Regions from separate parts of the Mus musculus genome. Here region 2 is linked to region 1. Evidence: chromatin loops called from intact Hi-C (ENCODE). Cell type or tissue: heart. All regions are shown on one strand. Each heading gives the region's core, and the rest is flanking DNA. Links, peaks and the distances in the headings are about the cores only.

What was found. Peaks named below come from ENCODE experiments on the same cell type or tissue, not always from the same donor. Only the 100,000 strongest peaks of a DNase experiment are listed, where the experiment ranks them.
Region 2: a loop joins it to region 1, with 4 times the contacts of the local background. A loop is called at or near these places in 13 of 42 quality-filtered maps.

Annotation. Positions count from the first base shown.
Region 1 is chr5:122,263,292-122,271,621 of GRCm38, forward strand. It overlaps Tctn1 (tectonic family member 1), which reads right to left and starts at 1,169. Exons shown (of 14, transcript NM_001039153.3): 1 at 847-1,169. The coding sequence starts at 1,078. In heart, for the core only: CTCF peaks have their summits at 2,079 (motif pointing right), 2,813 (motif pointing right) and 4,829 (motif pointing right); DNase peaks (open chromatin) are centred at 1,160 and 4,776; H3K4me3 peaks cover 1,496 bases; H3K27ac peaks cover 716 bases.
Region 2 is chr5:122,388,718-122,397,047 of GRCm38, forward strand. Arpc3 (actin related protein 2/3 complex, subunit 3) reads left to right here and starts at 3,161. Exons shown (of 7, transcript NM_019824.4): 1 at 3,161-3,280; 2 at 8,100-8,199. The coding sequence starts at 3,275. Gm32853 (a long non-coding RNA gene) reads right to left here and starts at 4,594. Exons shown (of 4, transcript XR_387695.4): 1 at 3,822-4,594; 2 at 2,165-2,279. In heart, for the core only: CTCF peaks have their summits at 3,116 and 5,384 (motif pointing left); DNase peaks (open chromatin) are centred at 2,730, 3,204, 3,724, 5,394 and 1 weaker place; H3K4me3 peaks cover 1,611 bases; H3K27ac peaks cover 1,288 bases.

The DNA.
Region 1 (8,330 bases), core at 56-8,055:
ACTGCTTGTATACAGGACCTAACTTCTGTTCCCAGGACCCAAGTCAGCCAGCTCTCAAACAAACTCCAGCTCCCCACTTCGGTTCTCCAAGGGCGCCAATATATATCCACCCCATCCTCACAAACATATACAAATATGCACACACAATTTAAAATACTTTTTTAAGATTTAGAAAAAATTCCCCCCGAAAGTGGTATAACGCTCTGGAAAGGCACGAAGGGAAAGGGGAGTTTTATTGATAAATGAAAAATGCTTTCTTAGTCCGAAAGACAAATTAGCTCCTCCTTGACTAGGTCCTCTCTAGCCATGGACAACTGCGCGTACTCACTAAAAGAACGCCATACTCCCTTCACTGGGATGGGTAAAAGGGAGAGAGCAATTAAGTCCACTACCTCATGTGTTTAAATTTACAACCACGAATTGTTGCCAAAGCTTCAAATTCCGAGCGGTAAGTAGATACGGATGAAACAGGTGTGTTTAATAACTCCATTTAGCTGGTAAAAAATGTCTAAAACGCACTTAATCACCCTGAAAATATCTGCTGGGCTCTCAGTAATCTAGACACAACTGGGATGCCCATGTCCGTGTGTCTGCGTGGAGAGGACGAAGATCCACTTAGCACTCTTTCTTCTACCAGTACTGCCTTCAACTCATTCTGTAGGTTTCTATCTAGTACCCCACTGCAGCCGTCTGCAATGATGCGGAAAAGGGAGTAACTGAGCCCCGCCCTCCGCATTTGTGTGCCAGAGATCCGATCTCCCCCTGAGGGTAACGACAGGGAGGCTGAGAAGGGGGTAACTTTGAGCTGGTGTACCCGCTCCAGGGGGGTCACCCCTTTGTACCCACCGTCCGTGACCGGGGTAGGCCTGGGGCCAGAGCGCTCCGGTGCCCTGGGAGTTCCCGGGGTCCTAGGCGACAGGGAGGGCTGCAGAGTGGTGGGGGTGGCCTTGGTGGAATTGAGATCCTCCTTCGTCACTGCTGGGGTGGCCGCAGCCGGGATGGCAATGACCTGGGTGCTCGAAGAGGTGTAGCAGTTTAGGAGCACCAGCAGGAGCGGCGGGAGACCCCGCGACCCCATGGCCTAGCAGAGTAGCCCGCGCCGGGGAGCTAGGCCCGTCTGTTGCCCGGGCAACAGTCACAGCCTAGCGCTAGGTATCACGGGAAAGGGCTCGCGAGGCCAAACTGGTCTGCGGAAGAAGGTGGGGCCTGAAGTCAGACCCGCGAATGGGGCGGGAGCTGGGCGAGGCTATAGGCGGGGCCTGGGCGGAATCGGAGAGGAGGGGCGGGGCCGGTGGGGGCGGGGTATGAGACAGCTCTTTCTAAGGAGCCCTCAGAAAATCGGAAGATGTAAACTTCTGTTGTGACACTTTGGGTGCTGCGTGGTTGTTTTTTTTTTTTTTTTTAAAAATGTAGATTCCCAGCTATAGCCTCACAGAATTCGGAGTCAGTCAAGACTAGGGCAGAGCCTAGAAGAGAGTATTTCTAATAAAAGACCCGCAGCGCATGTTTAGAAGTGACTTGGTTCCTTTAAGTTACATTGAATTTCTTACCCCATGTAACACTTTCTTTACTTTCTTTGCCTTTGGATACATCGCAGGAGGTCGCCAGAGCACTTCTGTCCACGGATTTATTTATGATAAGAGAAACAAAAGAATTCTTAACTTTTTGGTTCTTTTAGACGGGATCTCTCTGTGCCTGACTAATCTCGAACCCAAGGCAGCCCTATGTCAGTGCCTCATGCCAGGCATGCACCACCGCATCCAACCTCCATATCTGCCTTTATGATTATATCATTTGGAATGTTCTTCTCATCGTGTGTGTGTGTGTGTGTGTGTGTGTGTGTGTGTGTGTGTGTGTGTGTTTACTGGTAGGGGGAGGATGGGGGAGGAATTTGAGACAGGGTTTCTCTCTGTAGACCTGACTGTCCCAGAATGCACTCTGTGGACCAGTCTGGCCTCGAACTCGGAGAACCACCTGCCTCTGTCTCTCAGGTATTTTTTAAGGGTTAGTTATGTTTTGTTTTGTTTTGTTTTTTGTATATGGTGTTGTGTCTGTATGTATGTACACCAGCAGAGGGCATCAGATCCCATGAGACAGTCATAGACATGACATGAGCCACCAAGTGGTTGCTGGGAATTGAACTCAGGACCTCTGGAAGAGCAGCCCAAGCTCTTAACCGCTGAGCCATCTCTCCAGCCCTTCCTTAAGTCTTACAGCCCTGTGCTTCAAATCATTCTGTGAAAAGTTCTCAAAATCCTTTTATCCAGTCTCAAGCCTCAATGTAATTTTCTGACATTTGACTTCAAGGTGTAGACTGTTATCTGCTCATACATTTCGAAAGCCTTAGGGGACAGTGGGGACTCATTTGTTAGTTTCTTTCTTTCTTTCTTTCCATCATAATTCACTGAGTCCATCTAGGGGCTAGAGAGATGACTCAGCCATTAGGAGCCCTTGCTGCTTGGAGAAGACCAGGGTTTAGTTCTCAGCACCAGCATGGTGGCTTCTCACCTGTGTTACTCCAGCTCTAAAGGATATAAACCGGTCCTCTGGTCCCTGGGGGCACCTGCATGAGTGTGTGCACCCAAATAAAAGCACACATCTAAATGTGACGCTTCCATTATTCAAAACTGAATATATGAATATAAGCAATATAGTAGTCACCTATGCTGGAGTTTCTTCCCAGTCAACATTTTTGTTGGCAACAAGTAACAAGTTTACTGGGTGTAGAATTTGGTTTGGTTTTAGTTTTCAGTGGTTTTTAAAGATTGATTTATTATTATATGTAAGTACACTGTAGCTGTCTTCAGATGCTCCAGTAGAGGGCATCAGATCTCATTATGGGTGGTTGTGAGCCACCATGTGGTTGGTGGGATTTGAACACAGGACTTTTGGAAGAGCAGTCAGTGCTCCTACTGGCTGAGCCATCTCGCCAGCCCCTCAGTGGTTTTTAATGAAAGCCGTTCTAACAGGTATACTAGACTTTAAGTAGACCTGTATTTGCATTTCTCTTGGATACCCTTCCTAGAAGTACATTCTATGGTCTTGTGTGTAAGTTTATAAGAAACCGCCCAACCTTTCTCCAGAGCCACTCCCCAGTGTTCTTTCCCCACCAATAGAGTCTGACAACTCCAGTTTTGGATGCTCTTGAAACACTGGGAGGTTAGGCATGATCAACTCCACTTCCATTTTTGTTTGTGGCTAACTTGACAGGCTTGCGGTGGTGTCTCCTTGTCAGGTAAATTTGTTTGTTTGTTTGTTTGTTTGTTTGTTTCAAGTCAGGGTGTCTCCTGTAGCCCAAGCTGGCTTCAAACTCACTATGTAAATAAGAATGACTTTGAACTTCCGGTCTTCCCTCTCCTTCCTCCCAAGTGGGTGGGATGCAGGGTGCCTATCGCTGTACCCAGTACAGATGACCCTGGAGATCCAACCTAGCGCCTCATGCATCCGAGACAAGCACCATACCAACGGCACCATACCAAGGCACCATACCAAGGCAGGTTCCAGCCTTGGTTTTTTGTTGTTGTTGTTGGTTTTTTTTAGACAAAGTCTTACTGTGTATCCTCTGCCCCTTCCTGGCCAGCCTCCCCTAGTGTCAGAACTGCAGGTGTGTGCACCTTCAACCTAAATTGGCTCTTAATATCCCATCAACTGACGTGCGCTGACCCACTGACTTTGCAGTTACCAAAGCACACAGTCTGAGGCCAGGTGTAGTAGATACTTGAAACACTCAGCAGGGAAACAGCCCCAAGTTCAAGGCCACCCTGAGCTACATAGAAAGATCTTGTCTGAGAGAAAAACAGCAGGAAGGAAGGGAATGTGATTCTAGTACTCCGGAGATGATGGCGGGCAGGAAGATCAGGGGTTCAAAGTCAGCTTCAGCTGCCTAGCAAGGTTAAAGGTCTACATGGGATGGAAATCGGGCTTCAAAATGGAATTAAGCTACCCTTACCCCCCCACACACACCCCTTTGAGATCTGTTGCTCTTGCCTTCCCGACATCTGTTTGGAGTTCTGTGATGTAAACATGTTTTCACTGTTGTTTGGGGGACCTGCAGGAAGTTCCTCTTTCGGTCACCTCTTCTTGAAGCTCCATGGGGCCTCTTCAGTCGGCACTGCTGCTGCAGCCCGTGTTACAACACATGCACATTACCTATAACCCCAAGTTTACTGGAAAGAATAAACAGAGCTGGGAAGTGGTGGCGCACGCCTTTAAGCCCAGCACTTGGGAGGCAGAGGCAGGTGGATTTCTGAGTTCCAGGTCAGCCTGGTCTACAAAGTGAGTTCCAGGACAGCCAGGGCTACACAGAGAAACCCTGTCTCAGAAAAACAAAAACAAAATAAAAACAAAAGAATAGATAGAATTAAATGTAAAATAGAGGCTGGAGAGATGACTCAGAGGTTAAGAAGGCTTACTGCCCTTGTAGAAGACCTGAATTTGTTTCCTATAACCTACTCCAGGTGACTCACAACTGTCTGTAAGTCTAGATCTGGGTAACTGGACTTCCTCTTTTGGTACCTGCATTCACATGTGCATATGCACACACACATACACACACGTATACATAATCAATCCTTAAAATAAATCATAAAATGCATTACTAAGCCAGGCAGTGGTGGCACATGCCTTTAATCCAAGCGCTTGGGAGCCCACAGGGAGTGACACTCTTAGGGGGTGTGGTCTTTTTTTGAGGAAGTGTGGCCTTGTTGTTGATGGAAAGGACAGGTGCCGGCTGATTAGAGTCTGTGTAAAACTAGAGAAAAATGTAATATTGCCTTTGAATGTAGTTGACAGGTTACCACAGTTTGCTGTTCTGAACCTTACACTTCCACCTTCGACCTGAAGGTGGCAGCGTTTGTCATTAAAATTAGTCACCTCCAAGGGGAAGAGAAACATTTTTTTTTTCATTAGCTCCTGTTTATTTAGCAAATGTTAACTGAGCACCTAATAGGAGAACCAGTGAGATCGAATCAAAGCAAAAACAAAACAAAACAAAACAAAACACTTAATGGTCAGGGAAATGACCCAGTGGGTCAAAGTGCTTCTCGCCAGGCCTGACAACCAGAGAGTTCTGGCCCTAGGACCCACAAGTTGGAAATCAAGAATGGAATCCCACAAGTTGTTCTCTGACCGCCACATACTTGCCTCCCCCTGCCCCCAGTATAGAAGAAATAAAGAGTTTTAAAGACACTTAGAACTTACCATGGAGCCAGGCATGGTGGCACATGCCTTTAATCTCAGCACTTGGAAGGCAGAGGCAGGCAGGTTTCTAAGTTCGAGACCAGCCTGGTCTACAGAGTGAGTTCCAGGACAGCCAGGGCTATACAGAGAGACCCTGCCTCAAAAAACAAACAAACAAACAAACAAACAAGAAACTTACCATGGACAAGGGCTCTAGAGTCTTCTTTCAGGGAAGATGAAGGGTCACCCAGAAAATTATTCAGTTGAGCAATGTTAGTTCAAGTCAGAGCCTTAACTGGTGTTCTTCCTCAAAACTAAAATGCTCCCCCCCTCCCGCATACAATAAACATTATCTGCAAAGGACATTATTTACTATGACTTTTGCCGGGTTTTTGGGGTTTTGTTTTGTTTTTAGGAGACACGGTCTCTTGCCATAGCCCTGGATTAGATGTCTGGGAACTTACTATGTAGACTAGGCTGGCCTCAGACTCCCAGAGCTTCGTCTGCCTCTGCCTCTGGAGAACTGGGATCGAAGGTCTTCGCCACCACACCTGGCAGGCTTCACCACATTAGCTGTTTGGGCTTTGGCAAGTTGAATCCCTTTCTGAGGTGCGTTTGTGTGAGTCATGTATGACATTCTGGCTTCTCACTCTCCTGTTGTCCCTGGTAATTAACTGACAAAGAACGGGACTGGGGAGGTGAAGGAAAGGGCAGGATTTGAGAATTGCTTTCCAGTGCCATTGACTTAGATGTGAAGGACAATCTCTGGGTCGTGCAAACAGAGGCAAGGACCAAAAAGAAAACCACGTGACATCTCCCCGACGTCCATCACTCCACACCTCAAATAGGCCAAATTCTTTCTGTGACCCCCAGATGACCTATAGAAGAAGTTTCCTCATCTTGCCCAACCTCAACAAGGTTTGCTTCCTCGTTTTTGCACTGAACTTTTGGCCCCCTCACACCCACCCACACCCACACCCACACCCTACTTGGAGACAGGCTTTTCCCTGTGTGTCCTCTGAGACTGTAAGCAGGGATTCATGAATAAACATGCACTCACCCTACGCAGGGAAGGAACCAGTGACAGACTGAACTTCCCATCACCCTAGGTTGGAAGGCCACAAGTGACAGACAGAAGTCCAACTTGGTGAACCAATGAGTTTTATTGCAGTTAATTATAGGAATATGGATGAGGGATTACGTACAGAAGCAGAAATGACTCAAAGACAGCACACACACATATATACACACACACCATTTTTAAATATCCTACTGTTATACCTTCTACTTAACATCCTGTGTTTTAAGGCATTTCCCTCCAAAATAGAAGGTTTTAATCTCCAAAAAAAAACTGCGACAGGACACTAGATAGTCCAGGCCAGCCTCAAACTCACAGCAATCCTCCTGCCTCAGTCTCCTCAGTGTTGTGGTTTGAGGTATGAGCCAACACGCCCAGTTTCCTCCAGGACATTGAAAAGTTCTCAATTTCTGTGTGTGTGCGCGCTTGAGAGTGCATGTGTACACATGTGCATGTTCATGTGCATGGGTTCCATCTTGTTATTTGAGACAGGGTTGGGTCTCTCACTGACCTAGTGCTTGCAGAGCAGGCGAGGCTGGCAGGTTAGTGAGGCCCAGGAGTCTGCCTATCTCAGGAATTACAACACAACGTGCCACCACATCTGGGTATCTAGCTTTGATTATGTAGGTTCTGAGACTCGAACTCTGGTCCTTATGCTATATAGCCTTCTCCTCAGTTCCCATTCTCCATGTGACACAGAAGTCTTGGTTCTCCCCCGTGCCGCTGGAGCTAGCCTCTATACTGTGGGCGTCTCTCTGTGGACACCCCGGGAGTGAATGTCTCTTCCTAGTTATTGGATACAAGGATTTTCTTTTCCAAGTTGTCTTGTGGGTATTTAGATTTTTGTTGTTGGTGGTTTTTATTAATGTGTAGTTAGTTGTGTATTCTAGATGTGAGTTCCTTCTTTGTGCACATGTGCCTGATCCCTGGAGTTGGAGTTATTAATATAAGTGCTGGGAACTGAGCTGGGGTCTTCTGAAAAAGCCAGCGAGATCCCTTAGCCCCGGACCCATCTCTTCCCTTAGTCCCTAGATAGGAACTCTTTCTTGACTTCCTGCTTTATGAACATTTTTCTCTTCCAGCATTCAGAAGGCTGAGATGAGGATTGCTGTGAGTTTGAGGCTAGCCAGGGCTACATAGTGAGGTCCAGGCCAGTTTGAGATACAGAGTGAGATCCTGTCTCCAAAACCAACCAAACCACAAAGCAAAAAAACCCAAAGGGACCAGAGAGATGACTCAGTGGTTAAGAGCATTTTGTTCATCACAGAGAGGACCCAGGTTCAGTTCTCAGCACCCACGTGGCTGTTCATAACCATCTGTGACTCCAGTTCCTGGGGATCATGTAGATCTTATGCCTTCTGATCTATTTGGGTACCGGGCCCACACTTGGCACACATGCACGCAGGCAAACTCTTGTATTTGTAGAAATAAAATAAATCCAAAATATTTGGGTTTTTGTTCTTAAGATTTACACATTTTATATATGAGAGTTCGTTGTCATTGATGTCAGACACACCAGTAGGGGGCATGAGATCCCATTACTGGTTGTGAGCCACCATGTGGTTGCTGGGAGTTGAACTCCAGATCTGTGGAAGAGCAGTCAGTGCTCTTAATCACTGAGCTATCTCTACAACCCCTAAAACAGCTGTTTTTAAAGGCCCAACAAAAGAGAAACAAGAAATGTCTCTCAAACCATGGCTTTTCTTCCTTCCTTCTACCCTTTCTTTCTCCTTTTCTCTTTTACAGTGGAGTGGGGGCAAGGTAGGTAACAGGGGTTGAAACAAGGGCCTTATATATGTTAGATAAGTGTGTGCTACCACTGAGCCACATTCCCAGCTCTGAGGTTTGATCTTTAAAACAAACAATTAGGGCTGGTGGGATGGCTCCATGGGTAAAGAAAGGTGCTTGCTTTCAAGATTGCTGACTTGATGGCAATCCCTGGGACCCATATATAGAATGAGCCACACAGTGGTGGCGCACGCCTTTAATCCCAGCACTCGGGAGGCAGAGGCAGGCGGATCTATGAGTTCAAGGCCAGCCTGGTCTACAGAGTGAGCTCCAGGACACAAAGAAA
Region 2 (8,330 bases), core at 111-8,110, 130 kb after region 1:
ACTTTAACTGTCGACACACTCTGAGGCTGAGACTTGAATTTTCGCTGTAGTTCAGCCAACCTTACAATGAGAGTTTCTGTTTGATTTTCTGCAACTTGAGCTCTATTGCTACAAGAGAGAAGATTCTCCTCAAGGACACACTTAGCAACTTTTAGATCGTTTACTTGTGTCTGGAGACTTTCGATTTTATCACACAACTCCTTCCTTTCATTCATCATTCTTTCCACAGATACTAAGAGCAGCCAGCCAGTAAAATCATTTTCCGATTTTTTCCCCATCTTGTAGAAAGCTTTGTGCACTGAATCACCTAATTCATTAAGAAAATCAAGGTCATTAGCTTCTTTAAGTTCGGAATATAGTTTCAACCATGGGTCTTCAAAATTCTCTGAGCTCCCAGGAGGGAGAGAATCTGGAGAGGTTTCAATATTTGAAAGTGCTGGTGGATCAACAAGCCAATTCCAGTATTTTAAAAGATTCATCCTTGTACTTCTGTTACTCTAGAACCACTCCTGGTACCAACTTCTGTATTAGTCAGGGTTCTCTAGAGTCACAGAACTTATGAATAGTCTCTAAATAGTAAAGGAATTTATTGATGACTTACAGTCGGCAGCCCAATTCCCAACAATTGTTCAGTCGCAGCTGTGAATGGAAGTCCAAGGATCTAGCAGTTACTCAGTCTCACGCAGCAAGCAGGCGAAGGAGCAGGAGCAAGAGCAAGAGCAAGAGCTCGAGCTAAACTCCCTTCTTCCAATGTCCTTATATTGTCTCCAGCAGAAGGTGTAGCCCAGATTAAAGGTGTGTTCCGCCACACCTTTAATCCCAGATGAAAGGTGTAGCCCAGATTAAAGGTGTATTCCTTAAACTCGGAGATTCAATCTTCTGGAATCCATAGCCACTGTGGCTCAAGATCTTCAAACCAAGATCCAGATAAGGATCTCCAAGCCTCCAGATAAGGGTCACTGGTGAGCCTTCCAATTCCGGATTGTAGTTCATTCCAAATATTGTCAAGTTGACAACCAGGAATAGCCACTACAATACCCTAAAGCAGAAGAAATAGTTTTTCTTTTTAACTTACATTGAATTACATTGAGCTTTTGAGAGTCCATTGGCAGCTGGTGTGGTGCAGGTCATGGGAACAGCCAGCCAGAAGGTCTTTCTCCAGCATCCCTCAAAGGCCAGGCTCTGGCAGAGTGAGGCTGGATCTTAGTAAGCCCAGCTAGACGTGACATTACAGAGTATTTTCCATAACTTCTTTCCTTGAATCCTTGCAACAGGGCCCAAGGCTCCCTGGATATTTGGTGACCAGTCTACCTGGTAACGCTAATTCAGCCCTCATAGCCCTCAGGTCAGAAGTTGTCATGTTGGCCTATAGGGCTGAGTTTGGTCCATTTTCAATAAAGCCAAGTGAGGCTCTCTGAATCCATAGTCGTTGGCATCTGGAGGCCAAGGCTGAGGGCAAGAGCCAAGTGTGGCTGGGCTGTGCACCAGGCCTGGTGTGGGAATGGGCTGAGCTGCCTGTGGCCTAGGAGTACGGGATGGCTGAAAATATCCTGGTCTCTGGTCTCTGGACTCCCATTAACAGGTTCCCAGGCATGGTGGCGCACACCTTTAATCCCAGCATTCAGGAGGCAGAGGCAGGCAAATTTATTGAGTTCGAGGCCAGCCTGGTCTACAGAGTGAGTTCCAGGACAGCCAGGGCTACACAGAGAAACCCTGTCTCCAAAACCCAAGAAAGAGAACATGTCTAATGTTAGTTCTAAATACTTTTCTTGTAGCTCATTTCAGCCTCCCTAAGCAATGAGGTAAATACTGAGGCCTCTATATTTAGGTGAGGAACAGAGGCACAGAGAGGTACATTAAGTTGCTCAGAATAACACAGCTAGTCATGTTGGAACTAGGATTCAACCCCAGGACCTGGCTCCTCAGCAGTCATACAAAGAACAGGGAGTATAAGCCAGACATTGTAGAGACCAGCCTGGGCTACATAGTTAATACCTTGTCCAAAAACAAAAAGTGGTTGGCTGGGTATGGTGGTTACATATCCCCTCAGTCTCAGTACTTGGGAGGCAAGGCAGGTGGATCTCAAGAGTTCAAGGCCAGCCTGGTCTACAAAGCAAGTTTCAGACTAGCCAGGGCTACCCAGAGAGGCAAAATACATACTTACATACATATATGATGGGTGTCAGTGGTGGGTTTGTAGTCATCCCCTCAGACATGTGGCATCACTCAGGCCCTTATAATATGCTTGGTTTTCATGACCACTTAGTCCTTGCCATGATCTGGGAAGACATACACCATACCTTGTTGAAAGAGTAGAAATGATATACACATTTAGTGGGTGACAGACAGGTCAAAGGGGTAGGCTCAGGACTTTTCTTTCCTTTACCCCTGTGGTGGTCCCTGACTGTCTTAACATGACAAGGAAGATAGACACCACCGTCGGCATCATAAAACTAAGCAAGAAAAATAAATAAAAATAACAGGAGTGATGGGCACATATCTGTAATTCCTGAACACAAGTGGGTGCAGATCAGTTCATATTCATTTATATGTATATGCCAGCCTGGACTTCATGCGACTCTTAGCAAAGAAAAAATTGAAAAATAAAAAATATTGGCCGCCAAGACGGCTCAGGGTGTAGGTGTTTCTGAAGACTGTGTTGGTTCCGAGAGTATCACGGTGGAAAGTGAGAACTGATGTCCCCCACCTTGCATTGTGGTAAAAGTACAAAACTAAGCCAGGTGTGGTGGCGCACGCCTTTAATCCCGGCACTCGGGAGGCAGAGGCAGGCGGATTTCTGAGTTAGAGGCCAGCCTGGTCTACAGAGTGAGTTCCAGGACAGCCAGGGCTACACAGAGAAACCCTGTCTCGAAAAACCAAAAAAAAAAAAAAAAAAGTAAAAAACTAGACATAGCAGAAGGGTAAATCAGGCGACTGAGTGGTACTGGATTTGAAGCTGAAGCCGGGAAATGAGAAAAAAAACCCAAAAAACAAAACCGGGAGCTGATTATTAACCACTTGCGAGGGAGTCTTCAATTTCAAAATCCAGCCTTTTATTCTGAACGTGCTTTATGCATGCGCCACGGTCATCGCCTCACGCTGACGCGCCCCCTGGCGTCACTTGCGGTCAGCGCAGCCGGAGCAAGTCACCGGAAGTGCGTTTATTCCTTCCGCCCGCCTCTTCCGGCTTACTTCCGCCCACTCCACCCAGGCTCGGTCGTCGGAAACGCTTTCTGAGTTCGGCTTCTCTGGATCGAATCCGGACACCGTCAAGATGCCGGTAAGCATTCGAGCCCCAGGGGCGGGGAGCCGAGCGGGGCGAGGGTCCGAGGGGTGGCAGGAGATCTGTGTCATAAGGCCGGGGAGAGAGGAAGCGTCCGCCCTGATCTCCAGCCTTTGCCTCCAACACCGGCTCGCCTGCCCCGCCGCTTCCCCCCTAACCCTGCCGTGTTCCCAGATCCCACCCTAGAGCCTCGAACCTAAGAACGATGGCTGGCTTTTAATTTATTTTTAAGTCTAAGGTCCAGCTTCTCCTTTTTTTTTTTTTTTTTTTTAAATTTCCCCCTTGTCATTTCCACTTCCTCCTCCACCCCAGGGAGTGGGATCGGCCTGCTACCTAGTCACCTGTCAGACCTCACTTCCCTGATGGACCCCTTCCTCCGTCTCCCTGCTCTGACTCCCACCCGACTCCCTGACCACCACCGAGCCAGCGCTGGTTTCCTTTTTCGTGTGCATCCGAGTGGGAGGAAATTGATGCCGATTGCAGCTTAGCGAAGGGACGCTTGAATAGCGTGCACCCACACTGAACCAGTGTTACTGACCTCTCGCTGTGAAGCCAGCATTGTTGACAGCAGCGACTAAGGGCCACTCAAGGAGCTCACAGTTTAACGGGTAGACAGTAACCATGCAAATGCACATAGGAAGTAGTTTCCTATCTTAACAACTGCTGTGACGAAAACAGATAGATGGCAGTTAGCCTACCCCTATCGCTCAGTTATCGCTCATCCCAATACCGAGGCAGGAGGATGGCAAAGTTCAGGCCAATGTGGACTATGTAGTGAGTTCTAGGCCATCCTGGGCTACAGAACTGCAAAGCCTGTCTCCCAAGAAATGGGGGAAGAAAAAAAAAAAAAAAGAGGCTTGCATGCAGGAGGTGGGGTCACAAGGTACAGCAGCTCATGCCTGTGACCCCAGCTCTGGGGAGGCAAAGGACAGGCAGATCTTCTGGCTTATTGGCCAGCCAGCCCAGCCAAAAATAAGCAAGTTCTGGGTTCAATGAAAGACGATGTCACAGGAAATAAATATATATATAGAGAGAGATAGTAGGGGCTGAGGAGGTGTCTCAGTGGTACAAATGAGAGGACCTGAGTCTGGATGCTTAGCACCCAAGTAAAACAGAAGGGGCGGGGGGAGGGCATGCAAAGCGTGTCTGCAGTTTCGGAGCTGGGGATGTGTAGAGTTCCCTGAGGCTCCTTGTCTCAAAAATAAAGTGGAAAGCAGTTAAGAAACAGACCTATGGCCTCCACCTGTGGATATGAGCATACATACCTACATGCACACATATGCACACACGTGAACATGAACACTACACACACACACACACACACACACACACACATGTACACATGCATGGTCATGTGCAAAATAAAACTAAAAACAAAAACCAGTACCTGGTGACAGGGATTGGGAGAACAGGGGACCCGGGGATGTGGGCAAGAGGCTGGCATAAATAAGGCTTATTTATAATGAGTAGGAGAGCAAGCCTAACTTTGAACAGTGTGCATGTGTTTGAGTAGCAGTGGGGAATTGACCCCAGGGCCTCATGGCATGCTACATAGATGCTCTACCACTGAGCAGTATTCCCCCATCTTTTTTACTTTTGAAAAGGGGTCTTATAAAATTGCCCAGACTGGCCTTGTAGTTGTGATCCTCCTGCCTCAGCCTCCTAGGTAGCCAGGATGACAAGCCCGTCCGGCATCACCGTGTTTGGCTTTGGAAGATTCATGATTCCTATAGTTAGTATATGTGAAGACCCAGAGTTACTGTCCAAATGAGCCCCCGCATCTCCGGATGACACTGTCTTCCAGAGGTCTTGAGTTCAGTTACTAGCACCCACAGGGCAATTTACTACCTATAATCGGATCTGATGCCCTCTTCTAGTATGTAGGCATACAGTTTTCTAAAAATGATGTGGCATGAAAGTTTTTAGTAGGTGGGGCAGATTTATAGAATATTGGCTTTTGAAGGGTTGTTTACCATTAATGGAGGGAAATTCCCAGCATTCTCAAACTACCCTTTAAGAGCACTGGAGTTTTGTCCCCAGCATCCACATCCAGCAGGTGCCAGCTGCCTATAAGTCCAGCTCCAGGGACCCCAGCACCATCTGCTGGACTCTGTGGGTACTGCATACACACAGAAATACCCGTCCACAGATATAGTGCACACACATAATATATTTTTTGTTTTGTTTTGTTTTTGTTTTTTTGAGACAGGGTTTCTCTGTGTAGCCCTGGCTGTCCAGGAACTCACTCTGTAGACCAGGCTGGCCTCGAACTCAGAAATCCACCTGCCTCTGCCTCCGAGTGCTGGGATTAAAGGCATGCGCCACCACGCCCGGCTATAAGATATTTTTTAATCTTTAAAAAAAAAATCACGCTGAGCAGTTGGTAGCATGCACATTTAATCTCAGCACTTGGGAGGCAGAGGCAGGCAGATTTCTGAGTTCGAAATCATAGGACCAGCATTTGAGATTGTTCATCCACACAGTTCCCTCTCCTTTAGCTCATACGCACTCACCAAAGGTGTGGTGTATCTTGCTCATTTATAAGTTTAGAAGCAGACTGGTGGGAACTGGAGTAGAGTTGAGTTGGTAGAGCATTCGCCTGTCATGTCTGAAGCACTAGGTTTACTCGCCAGTACTGTGGTTATCTAGATCCATCATCCCAGCAATGGGAGACAGAGGCAGGAGCGTAAGAAGTTCAAAGTCATCGTCCCCTGTGAAGTAAGTGAGAGGCCAGCCTGGGCTAACCTGCATAGTAAGTGAGAGGCCAGCCTGGGCTAACCTGCATAGTAAGTGAGAGGCCAGCCTGGGCTACCTGCATAGTAAGTGAGAGGCCAGCCTGGGCTACCTGCATAGTAAGTGAGAGGCCAGCCTGGGCTACCTGTTGTGGTTGAAGGGGGTGGGGGTGGGGAAACAGGTTCCAGGAAGAATCGACCTGTGGTCATAAGGACAGGAAGTGGCAGATTTCAAAGCCAGGCCTTGGGTCCTGGTTTGCTGGAGGGTGGGAAACCTGTTTTGTGTGGTCTCTGTAGTAGAGTGTTTCAGCTTGCATCATGTCACGGAGTGCAGAACTGGAGGAAGCGCATCCTTCCATAATGCACGTCTAGCCTAAGGATGCAATCCCAGGAGGCACAGGCAGGCGGATCTTTGTAAGCTTGAGGTCAGCTTGGTCTACCTAGGGAGTCCCAGGTCAGCCAGGGCTGCTTGGAGTAGTGAGAGCCTGTCTCAAAAAGCTGACGTTGGGGGCATTCAGTCAGTGAAACACTTGCCACTCAAGCACGAGCACTTGAGTTCTGTCCCAGACTTCACGAAAGTGGCCAGATGTGGTGGCATCTGTCTATAAGCCTAGTGCTGGAGAGGCAAAGACAGGAGGATCTGTGGGGCTTGCTGGCGGCCTGTCTGTCCAGGTGGTGAGCTTCAGGTTCAATGACAGCCCCTGTCCTGAATATAAAGGTGGAGAAGCAACTGAGGAGGTCACCTGATGATGACCTCTGACATGTGCACACATGAGCACCCAGATTCATGAACACACACTCACACACACTCTCACACACGATACTAATAGGAAAAAAAAAGAACCTGGTCTCAAAAAAAAGCTCTGTGTGTGTGTGTGTGTGTGTGTGAGTGAGAGAGAGAGAGAGAGAGAGAGAGAGAGAGAGAGAGAGAGAGAGAATGAGAATATGAAGATCTAAAGAACATGGGCAGGGCCTGACGGGACAGGAGAGATGGCTCAGCAGTTAAGAGCGCTAGCTGCTCTGTCTTAGTCAGGGTTTCTATTCCTGCACAAACATCATGACCAAGAAACAGTTGGGGAGGAAAAGGTTTATTCAGCTTACTCTTCCACATTGCTGTTCATCACCAAAGAAAGTCAGGACTGGAATTCAAACAGGTCAGGAAGCAGGAGCTGATGCAGAAGCCATGGAGAGATGTTCTTTACAGGCTTGCTTCCCCTGGCTTACTCAGCCTGCTCTCTTATAAAACCAAGACTACCAGCCCAGAGATGGTCCCATCCACAAGGGGCCTTTCCCCCTTGATCACTAATTGAGAAAATGCCCCACAGCTGGATCTCATGGAGGCATTTCCCCAACTGAAGCTCCTTTCTCTGTGATAACACCAGTTGTGTCAAGTTGACACAAAACTAGCCAGTACACTGCTCTTTCAGGAAGTCCAGGTTCAACTCCCAGCACCCTGTTCCAAGGGATCCCACACCCTCACACAAACATGCATGCAGGCAAAACACCAATTACACAAAATACAAATAAATTATTTTTTAGAAAAGAATATAAATAATAAAGACAGGCATAGTGGTACTGAATAGTGAGACCCTGTCTTGACAAAACAAAACAAGAAGGAGAACATTAATAAAATGAAGTAAAATTAGTAGAAGACAGTGGTAAAGTGTAATTTTTTTATTTTTTGGTTTTTCGAGACAGGGTTCCTCTGTGTAGCACTGGCTGTCCTGGAACGCACTCTGTAGACCAGGTTGGCCTCGAACTCAGAAATCCACCTGCCTCTGCCTCCCAAGTGCTGGGATTAAAGGCGTGTACCACCATGCCCGGCTCTGATATATATATATATTTTTTTTTTATGATGGGGTTTGAGGTACTGCCTACCTCTGTTTTCCGTGTCTAGTTTAGTGTGAGCGGAGGGCTACGCTTATCCACCAGCTGACAGAACGTCTCAGAATCCACCAGTTGGTTCTCTTGAGTCAGGCGCTGGCTCCCCGTAAGCCGACGCCAGCCCTTTTCTCCCACAGTTGGTCCTCGCCTTGTCTCCTGGTGACACTTGTTTTCTCTCTTCCCTGGGCTGGCCCCTGCAGGCATACCACTCTTCTCTCATGGACCCGGACACCAAGCTCATCGGTAACATGGCCCTGTTGCCCCTCCGAAGCCAGTTCAAAGGACCCGCCCCTCGCGAGAGTAAGTCTCTGGGTTCTTTTGTTGGGTTCCAAGCAGACCTGCTGACTTGAGAGCAGGGAAGAGCTTAGCTTGAGTCACTCTTCCTTGGCTTCCTGTCACACTTGACCAGGAGCAGCCTGTTGCGCTCCACA